Linked DNA regions of Homo sapiens: region 2 is linked to region 1. Evidence: chromatin contacts called from ENCODE Hi-C or POLR2A ChIA-PET data. All regions are on one chromosome and are shown on one strand. The core of a region is the stretch at or near the end of the contact, and the rest is flanking DNA. Distances in the headings are between cores, read along the strand shown. Region 1 has its middle 32 kb from the start of LINC01907. Region 2 holds the start of B3GNT7 (UDP-GlcNAc:betaGal beta-1,3-N-acetylglucosaminyltransferase 7).

Region 1 (3,966 bases), core at 415-2,914:
CTCTCAAATGTTTCAAATACAGGTAGACAGAGAACAAGGCAAAATCTAAACAGTCGCTGAACATAGATGAAGGGCTCGTGAGTGTTTGCTGTACTATTCTTTCCATATTTTCTATGTGTTTGGAAATTCTCAAATAAAACAATAGGAAAAACTCATTGAAACATAGGGAGGAAAATGGGGTAAGAGGAGAAAGCCCCCCTTCCCTGCTGGCCTTTTCAGGCTCTAGCCTGGGGCATGTCTCATTTGATGCCTGGAGCTGACGAGTTTCCCCTTTTTCTTGTTATTGGCATACTTCAGGGAGTTCTTCAAAACTTGGTCATTTTGGCTGTTCACCAAAGGCCTCTGATTTCCACTCTCTGTGTGGGGGCCCCTCTCTGCCTCTGGTTGACTTCATTCTCAGCCTGTCGGACTTCCCGAGGCTCCACTAGACTCTGTCCTGGCTGTCATGACAACAGCGGCAGAGTCCCTGGAGAAGGCTGATGGGCGATGGGAAGGCTCTTACATCTAGGAGTTCTAGATGTATGTTTTTTTGGAGGCATGTCCCATAAACCTCGGGAATTCCTGAGCAAGTGCGTGTGTTGGGCCAAGGGCTGGGGAGCTGGGCCAGCGGTCCAGGTCCCTCTCCTCAACAAAAGGAAATGGATTTGTACTGGACTTCTTGAGGAGATCTAATGTCAATCCCAATAAGCTGTCTTCCTGATGGAGTTTCAAGGGTAATTTAAACTCTGAACTCTTTTAACCTTATTTGCTAACTTTAGACCTAACCTGCATGTAGCATGCTGTCACTGTGTAATAAAACGCTCATTCATTCATTCCACCCACACTTACCAAGGGCTTATTTTGAGCTAAGCACTGTGCCAGGGCTGGGGACACAGGGCTGTACTGTGGTTTCCAACCACAGTTACCCCACACACTGAGAAAGGGAGAGCTCTCTTTGTGAGGTGGTGGTCGGGGCAGATTTCCTGGGATGGGTGGGCCTGGGGCAGGTCAAAGAGAAATTGAAATTGGACAGAAAAAGGAGCTTTTTGGAGGGATGAGGGGGCATCATGAGTAAAGACAGCCTCTGCTCCATGTGCATTCTCTGGCATGGTGGAGATTAGTAGGCCTCAGTCAGGCTGAGAAAAACCTAAAATTAGCCTGACCAGCTGGGCCTGGGCTGTGTGGGACTCTCCCTCACCCCCCTTGCCTTCTCAGGTTTCAGAAAGCCCGAGTATGTGCAGGAACAGCATGCTTTGCCCAGGTCGTGGCAGGCAGATCAGGGCACCTGGGGCCGGGCCGGGCAGAGGGTGCAGCTCCCAGCAGGGATGTTGTCTTTTATACGGGTTCCCCAATTCTGCAGGCCTGGCAAGAGGGAAGGGGGAGACTGCCCTTCCCATCTTCTTCTTGATGCCACTTCCTCTTTGGCTTGTTCCTTCCCCTTCCAGATCTGCAAAGCCTGGCAGTGTGGCACTGCCCAGGCCAGCAAACCAGAGACACAGCACGGCAAGCCCCACCAGGGGAAAGAGGCTTGGATGGGCAACTTCCTGGACACTGGGGAGGAGCAACCAGAAAGCCTCATCCTCACCCACTTTACCCTGTTCCACCTTCCTTTCTGATCTAGCCTGAAATTCCCTCCGTTAGTCACCATCAGCAAAACCGCAGAGCATGTGCTATGATCAAGACTTAGAAGTTGTGTGAGAAGCTAATCTCACCTCCAAAGGTGCTGGAGCTGGTCTGAGTGGGTGAGGAGCAGCGGTGCATGGCACCACGTGCATGGTGGTGGGGAAGGTGGGAAAGAGATGGCCAGCCTGGTGGTGCTGGCGGTGGTGGGGGCTGGGCAGCAGGGTGGCCTTTCCCACTTAGTGTCCGTCCCATCCCTACATCAGATATTCATGACTTGTTTCTTCTCCCTAGATGGCACTGTCTGGTACTCTCTGCCTTCTCATCTTCCTCTAGTCTGGGGTCCCTCCTTCTGGGTCACCAACTCCAAGACAGTTTGCAAATGCCAGTCCCCCTATCTGAAACAGTGCTGGAAGTTTCTGGAGCCAGAAGCATTGCTGAGCATGGGTAGTAGGGGCCCAGGAAGGCTTCCAAAGAGATGGGGCTGATGCAGGGCCCCAGAACAAGTTGCCCAGCCTGAGCTCATGGCCACAGTTGCTGTTATTTGCAGTTTTTGGAGTCTTACAATTTGCCCTGCCATGCTAGGCAATGGGTGACCACTGGCCACTCGCAGGCTAGACACCCTCAGATGGGGCCCAGGATTTTAAAATTTGTCAAATTAGATGCCCATTCAAAAACTGGGAGATTTCACGTGAAGTCAGAGTTTCTGACTTCTCTTGAAACATAAGAAGATAGGGCCCCATTTGAGGTGACTAACCAAGCTGGCTTCCTGGGACTCACCCAGTTTAGGCACAGAAAGTACCTTGTCCCAGGAAACCCTGGACAGGCTCCCAGAGCCCTGCAGGGCAACAGTAAACTGGAGTGGACTTGCTCACCCTCTAGGGCTCGTCAGCCCTGTTAGGGGCTAAATTGCACCCTCTTCAAATATGCATGTTGAAGTTCTAACTGCCAGTATCTCAGAATGTGACCTTATTTGGAAAGAGGGTCATTGCAGATGTAATGAGTTAAGATGAGGTCATACTGGAGTAGGGTGGGCCCCTGATCTGACTTCTGTCCTCGAAAAAGGGGAAATGGGAACACAGACACACACAGGGAAGATACCACATGCTGAAGGCAGAGACTGGGTGACGTGTCTCCAAGCCAAGGAATGCCAAAAACGGCCAGCAACCCCCAGAAACTCAGGGAGAGGCCTGGAATGGATCCTTCCCAGTGCTTTTGGAGGGAGCATGGTGCTGCTAACACCTCGATTTCAGGCTTCTGGCTTCCAGACCTGTGAGTCGACACAGTTCCATTGTTCTAAGCCACCCAGTTTGTGTGTACTTCATTACGGCGCCCTAGAAAACCAGTACACGCTCCTACCATGCCCTGCAGTTTTGTCATACATTCACCAGGCCTGCCTGGCCCCAGAGGCATTAGCCTTCTCACTTGCAGAAAATCCCCTGATGAGTTAAGCCAGATGTTGATGAGATCACTCCAGGGGTCCTGAGAGGGAAGGAGAAAGGTGGGTCTGGAGAGCATATGCCCCAGCCCTCAGGGGAGAGAGTGCTGGTGTCCCCAAGCAGCAAGTTCTCCAGTACTCACAGTATCCAGGAGGTGACCAGAGACCTGGGGGTGGGAGACAGGTGGGGCACCTGGGCTGGTACCAGGTGGCCAGCCTTGGCAGAGATCTCCCAAACTGTCGGGGACATTAGGAAACCACACCAGTGAGCTTGGGCAGCAAAGAAGCTGGGGCGACTTTGATGTACAAAAGATTAGGAGCCCTTCTGTGTGTTCAAGGCATCAGAGCCTCCTGGGTTCCGGTGGGTGAAAGGGGAGGTCCCAGTGGAGATGGAAAAGGAAATCTAGGTCAACCTTTCCAAATGACGTTGGCCTTGGAATGCGGTTGATTCAAGGGCAATAAAGAAAGTGTGTTAGGGCTGGGCGTGGTTGCTCACACCTGTAATTCCAGCACTTTGGGAGGCCGAGGTGGGTGGATCACTTGAGGTCAGGAGTTCGAGACCAGCCTGGCCAACATGGTGAAACCCCGTCTCTACCCAAAATGCAAAAATTAGCTGGGCGTAGTGGCGTGTGTCTGTAATCTTAGCTACTGGGCAGGCTGAGGCGGGGGAATTGCTTGAACCCGGGAGTCGGAGGTTGCAGATAGTGCCAAGATAGTGCCACTGCACTCCAGCCTGGGCAACAGAGTGAGACTCCATCTCAAAAAAAAAAAAAGTGTGTTATTTAATCCCCATTATACAAGTAAGGAAACTGAAGCTCGGAGCAGGTAAGGCTCCCAAGCTCACAGTGCTGGAAAGTAGCAGAGCCAAATCTCCCCCAGCCTTGGGTCACTGGAGCGGCTAGTTTCAACAAGGTCACACTGCCGCCGCC
Region 2 (3,966 bases), core at 825-3,324, 730 kb before region 1:
CGGCCACGAGCAGGGCCAGGGCCAGGCACAGACTCCGGTAGACGGTTTTCTTCCTGTGGGGGAGAGCGGACAGTACAGAGGAGAGAGAAAAGATGAGCCCAGGGCTCTCCTGGCGCCCCCCTTGGGAGGCTGGGTGGTCCCAGACGGGCAAGTGGACCTGGGCACAGGCTCAGTCCCGGAGTCCCTAAGCTGTCAGGGTAGGGTCCCGCTTCCTCTCCCACCCTGCCCTTTCTTTCTCCCACCCTGCCCTCTCCTCAAGGAGCACTGTGGAATCAGGCCCTGACGCTTACAAGCTGAATGAGTGGTTTACAACCACTCTGAGCCACGATTTCTTCTTCCCCCAAATGGGGCTAAAACACAGGATTGGAGTGCTATATAAAGTACCAGGCAGCGGGTGCACAGTTAGGGGAATGCTGTCACCTTAACAGGAGGGCCTCAGGTGGAAACCTCTGCCCTGTTCCCCACGCCTGGAACCCCAATGCCTTTCATTTCCCTGCGGTGTACCTACCCACAGCAGTAGGTATCGGTATCATTAGGTGACTCAGAGCCAGAGTCATTGAGAGGGCACCCTCTGATCCTCTGTGCCGCCCGGGAGCTCCATCACATGTGGGGCACATTGGAGAGTGGCTCGAGCTTGGGACCTGAGGAAGACTGGCCCTCCTCCCCCTTCTCCAGTCTGTCTCACCCAACAAAGAGCAGCCCTCATGGTTGATGGAGGCCCAAGGATGCAGTGAGCACCTCTAGCATGGCACTGCCCCTCACCCCTACCTTAACATCCCCAGCTCATAACACCCCATTAGAAGACATGAGGCTACAGCTCTACTCCCTGGGAGGGGGCACATTTGCAGCTCCAGCCCTTGAGGGACCCTTCTTGCCCAGAGACCCCCCCACCCCAACCCCGGTCCACACCCATTTCGGAAGCAGAAATTAGAGCTCTCTGCCAGGAGTGCTGGTCGTCCCAAGCCCTGGGGCCTGAGCCCCTGTCCTGAAGGACCTCCTCTCTTCATCTCACCCTCCGGGGGCTGCCAGGACACCTGCCCCACCCTCCCCAGTGGAGACCTGGGGGCTGAGAGCTCTGGGGACAGCAGAGTGGCCTTCCAGGGCCAGCCTAGCAGAGAGATGGCGCTGACCTCCAAGGGGGAGGAGCAGGGTGCCAGGAGAGACAGGCAGCCCGTGGAGACGCCTGGGTTGCCCTGAGGGCTGGTCCGGTTGCAGGTCCAGGCCCCAGGGTGAATGCAGGCTGAGCCCCATAGAGCGACATTTTCCCCATAGGGTCCCCAGGTTGCTGGGGCATGTGGTTGGAGGAAGACAGGGGCACCTTAGGTGCAGGCTGGGGGGTGTGACCCAAGGTCCAGCTCTCCGGGGAGGAAACGGAGGGCTCCGGATCCGGCCCTGCCAGCCCTAGGGGTTCCAGGGAAGCCGCCCACCGAGGCCGGGACGGGGGAGGTCGGGGGGTGCACCGGGAAGGCGGCGAGGCCCTGGGCTGCGGGCGCTCCACCTGCCGGGTCCGCTCCATTCGTAGGGAAAGCCCGGGAGGGGCGGAGAGGGGCCGGGCGGGCGGCGGTCCGAGGTCCCGCGGAAGGAAGCCCCGAGAGGAGGAGAGTGGCCCGGACGCAGGGGGCCCTCAGGGGTCTGGAAGGGAGAGGGGACCCAGCTGCCGGCAAGACCTGGGGTCCCAGCCGCCAGGGTCCTGGAGCGGTGTCCAGGGCCGCGGGGCCGGGGAGCTGAGCGCGGCGCCCCGAGACCCCTCGACGTCCCCCACGGGTCCGGGGCCGCGTACCGCGAACATCTCCCGCCGCCGCCGCCGCGCCCGCCCGCCCATCCGCCCCCGGGAAACTGAGGCCGGCGCGGCGCGCGCGGGGGCATCTCCTATCCCGGGAGTCCCGGCGCCCGTCTGTGGCCACGGAGGAGGGGGAGCCCCGGGCCCACGCCCCCGCCCAGGCCCCCGACGGCCCCCAGCCCCACTCACCACAGCGACATGGCGGCCCGGGCCGGAGCGGCGGAGGGGCGAGCGGCTCGCAGCTCTGGGCGCCACGGCTCGGGCCGGCGGGACGGCGGGCGGGTGGGGACGGAGACCGGGCCGCGCCCCCGCCGCGACTTTCCTCTTCCCGGCCGCGGGAGGAGGGGCCGGCAGGGGCGGTGGCCCAGGTGCCTTAACCCCTTCGGCGCCCAGGGCCCGCCCCGCCGCCGCCTGGCGGGGACCACCCCATTTCTCCGAGACGGCCCCTAGGCTCCCCAAGCGCGCCTAGTAGACAGTGCATGGCCGAGGCGGGGCTTCGGAACCCACGGGGGTCACCTCCAATCCCGGGGACGCCTGTCCCTGGCGGAGCCTCCCGGGGCGGGGGGAGGGCGGTCGCCGGTCCCTCCTGTACTTGTGCGAAACCTGAACACCCGGTCCCCTCCAAGACCCTGGGGCACCCCAAGGCCCAGCCATTTCCCTCTGGCCCCATTCGGACTTGTCTTTGGGGCCAGAGGCAGACAGGGTGTCCTTTTCTCCCTCTGCTACCTTCTGCCCCTGCACCTTTCCCCTGACCAGACGGACCCCTTGCCCAGCTGTTGGGCTACCTAGGGCCAGGAGCAAAGCCAGCCACTAGGGAAAGAGGCCGTATGAGACTGGGCTCCATGTCAGGACTCGCCCAGGCCTGTGGCTCTGGAAGCTTTTTTTGTGCCCCCACCATGTCCCTCTCTTCACCTCTGGGGTTCCTCCCACCTCTGAGGGCTCCCCACCACCAAGGGAAGGCCTGTTGGCCCAGCCCTATCTCCTTTCTTTTTTCACTTATCACTCAAAACCCTTTTTGTCCTCAAGCCTTTATTAGTCTGCTTGTGCACATCAGGCCTAGCGGCTCTGGGGAGTGGGCTGACAGAGAACACGGAGAGGGCTTGGTCCAGCCAGGTGACTTCCAGAATCCTCCAGCAGGGAGAGCCATCGCTGGTCCTGTTGTTGCTCAGGTTGTTCTGGTCTTGTTCCGGGTTGAGGTTTCGGTGCTTAGCATCCAGCAGGACCTCCAAAAGGCCCACAGAATTGAAACGGAAGCACGTTGTGGTCCAATCATAACAGCTAACGTCCACTGAGCAGCTACAATATGCCAAACCTGGTTCTCGGCCCATGCATGACTGGCTCACTTAATCCTAGAGACATACGCTATTATTCCCACCTTACAGGGGAGGAAACGGGGGTGCAGAGGGGAACTCCCAGCCAGCTCAGAGAACAGCGAGCCCAGAGTTAGTAAGCACATCCAGGAGGCCTGCATGGCCTGAAGGCTGGCTCTGAACCCTTCCTGCCTGGTCTGAAGGCTGGCTCTGAGCCCTTCCTCAACCTTTTTTCCTTTCCCAGGGACAGCAGTGACATGGAGCTACTTTCCTGCCCAGCACACAGGGAGGCTAGGAGTCCTCAGCTGGATCTTAAGCCCTCGAGGCCAGGGTGAGGAGCCCCTTCTGCCCTATCCTTAAGGTTCAAGGGCCCTTTGGAGGGGGAGGAGAAACTTAAGGTACCATAGAATGTTCTGGAATGTTGTAAGTGCCAATTAGGGAATGTGAAGGGCCTTTCAGGCAGAATTTCAGAGGAGTATCTTGGGGCTGATGTCCTTTGTAATGGCCCTCCAAAAGTTCCAGAGCAGGGGAGGGGCTGACCTGCAGCCCAAAGCCCCTGTTGGCCTGGCTGCCTGCCACTGAGGGCCACCCGCAGATTCTGCAGCTCCACGGCTCCCTTCATCCCAGTGTAGCCTTGGCCACCGGTTCCCGCAGGGCACCAAGCATTTTGCTCCACTGCCCAGCCTTCCGAGTTCCCCACTTCACCCTGCAAGTGTGGCCCTGGCTTCCCTGGCTCCACACAGGTGCCCTGCTGAGAGCTGCCTCCCTGGCTTCAGCACTGACCTCTCACCCGGTGCTGTGGGGTCTCCTCCTCCTGCTGAGGGGTGGACACAGCCGTCCCTGGGAAGGGGGTTTTGAGCCCATGTTTGGGGATGG

Evidence for each region. Hi-C counts contacts between places; a loop is a spot of excess contacts on that map. ChIA-PET counts read pairs that join two places held with the same protein, here RNA polymerase II (POLR2A). Pooled maps may share reads with other maps.
Region 2: a loop to region 1 is called in a pooled map, with 4 times the contacts of the local background. The contact joins the promoter of B3GNT7 here to the enhancer-like site in region 1. A Hi-C loop is called at or near these places in 2 of 37 single-sample maps with no recorded cell type and 2 of 50 pooled maps. POLR2A ChIA-PET finds 5 or more read pairs at or near these places in 1 of 52 experiments (GM10248).

Annotation. Positions count from the first base shown.
Region 1 is chr2:230,666,074-230,670,039 of GRCh38, reverse strand. No RefSeq gene overlaps it. Among named protein-coding and RNA genes, the nearest start is that of LINC01907, 32 kb to the left of the region's middle. RefSeq lists enhancers at 933-1,072, 1,273-1,492, 1,873-1,952, 1,973-2,022, 2,063-2,542 and 2 more. Within about 2 kb of position 1,664, at least 14 of the 41 ENCODE cell types and tissues checked have a DNase peak (open chromatin) inside an H3K27ac peak, as active enhancers do.
Region 2 is chr2:231,393,818-231,397,783 of GRCh38, reverse strand. It overlaps B3GNT7 (UDP-GlcNAc:betaGal beta-1,3-N-acetylglucosaminyltransferase 7), which reads right to left and starts at 2,074. Exons shown (of 2, transcript NM_145236.3): 1 at 1,970-2,074; 2 at 1-53. The coding sequence starts at 1,980. RefSeq lists enhancers at 463-532, 1-674, 2,943-2,992, 3,288-3,869, 3,870-3,966 and a silencer at 1,923-2,392.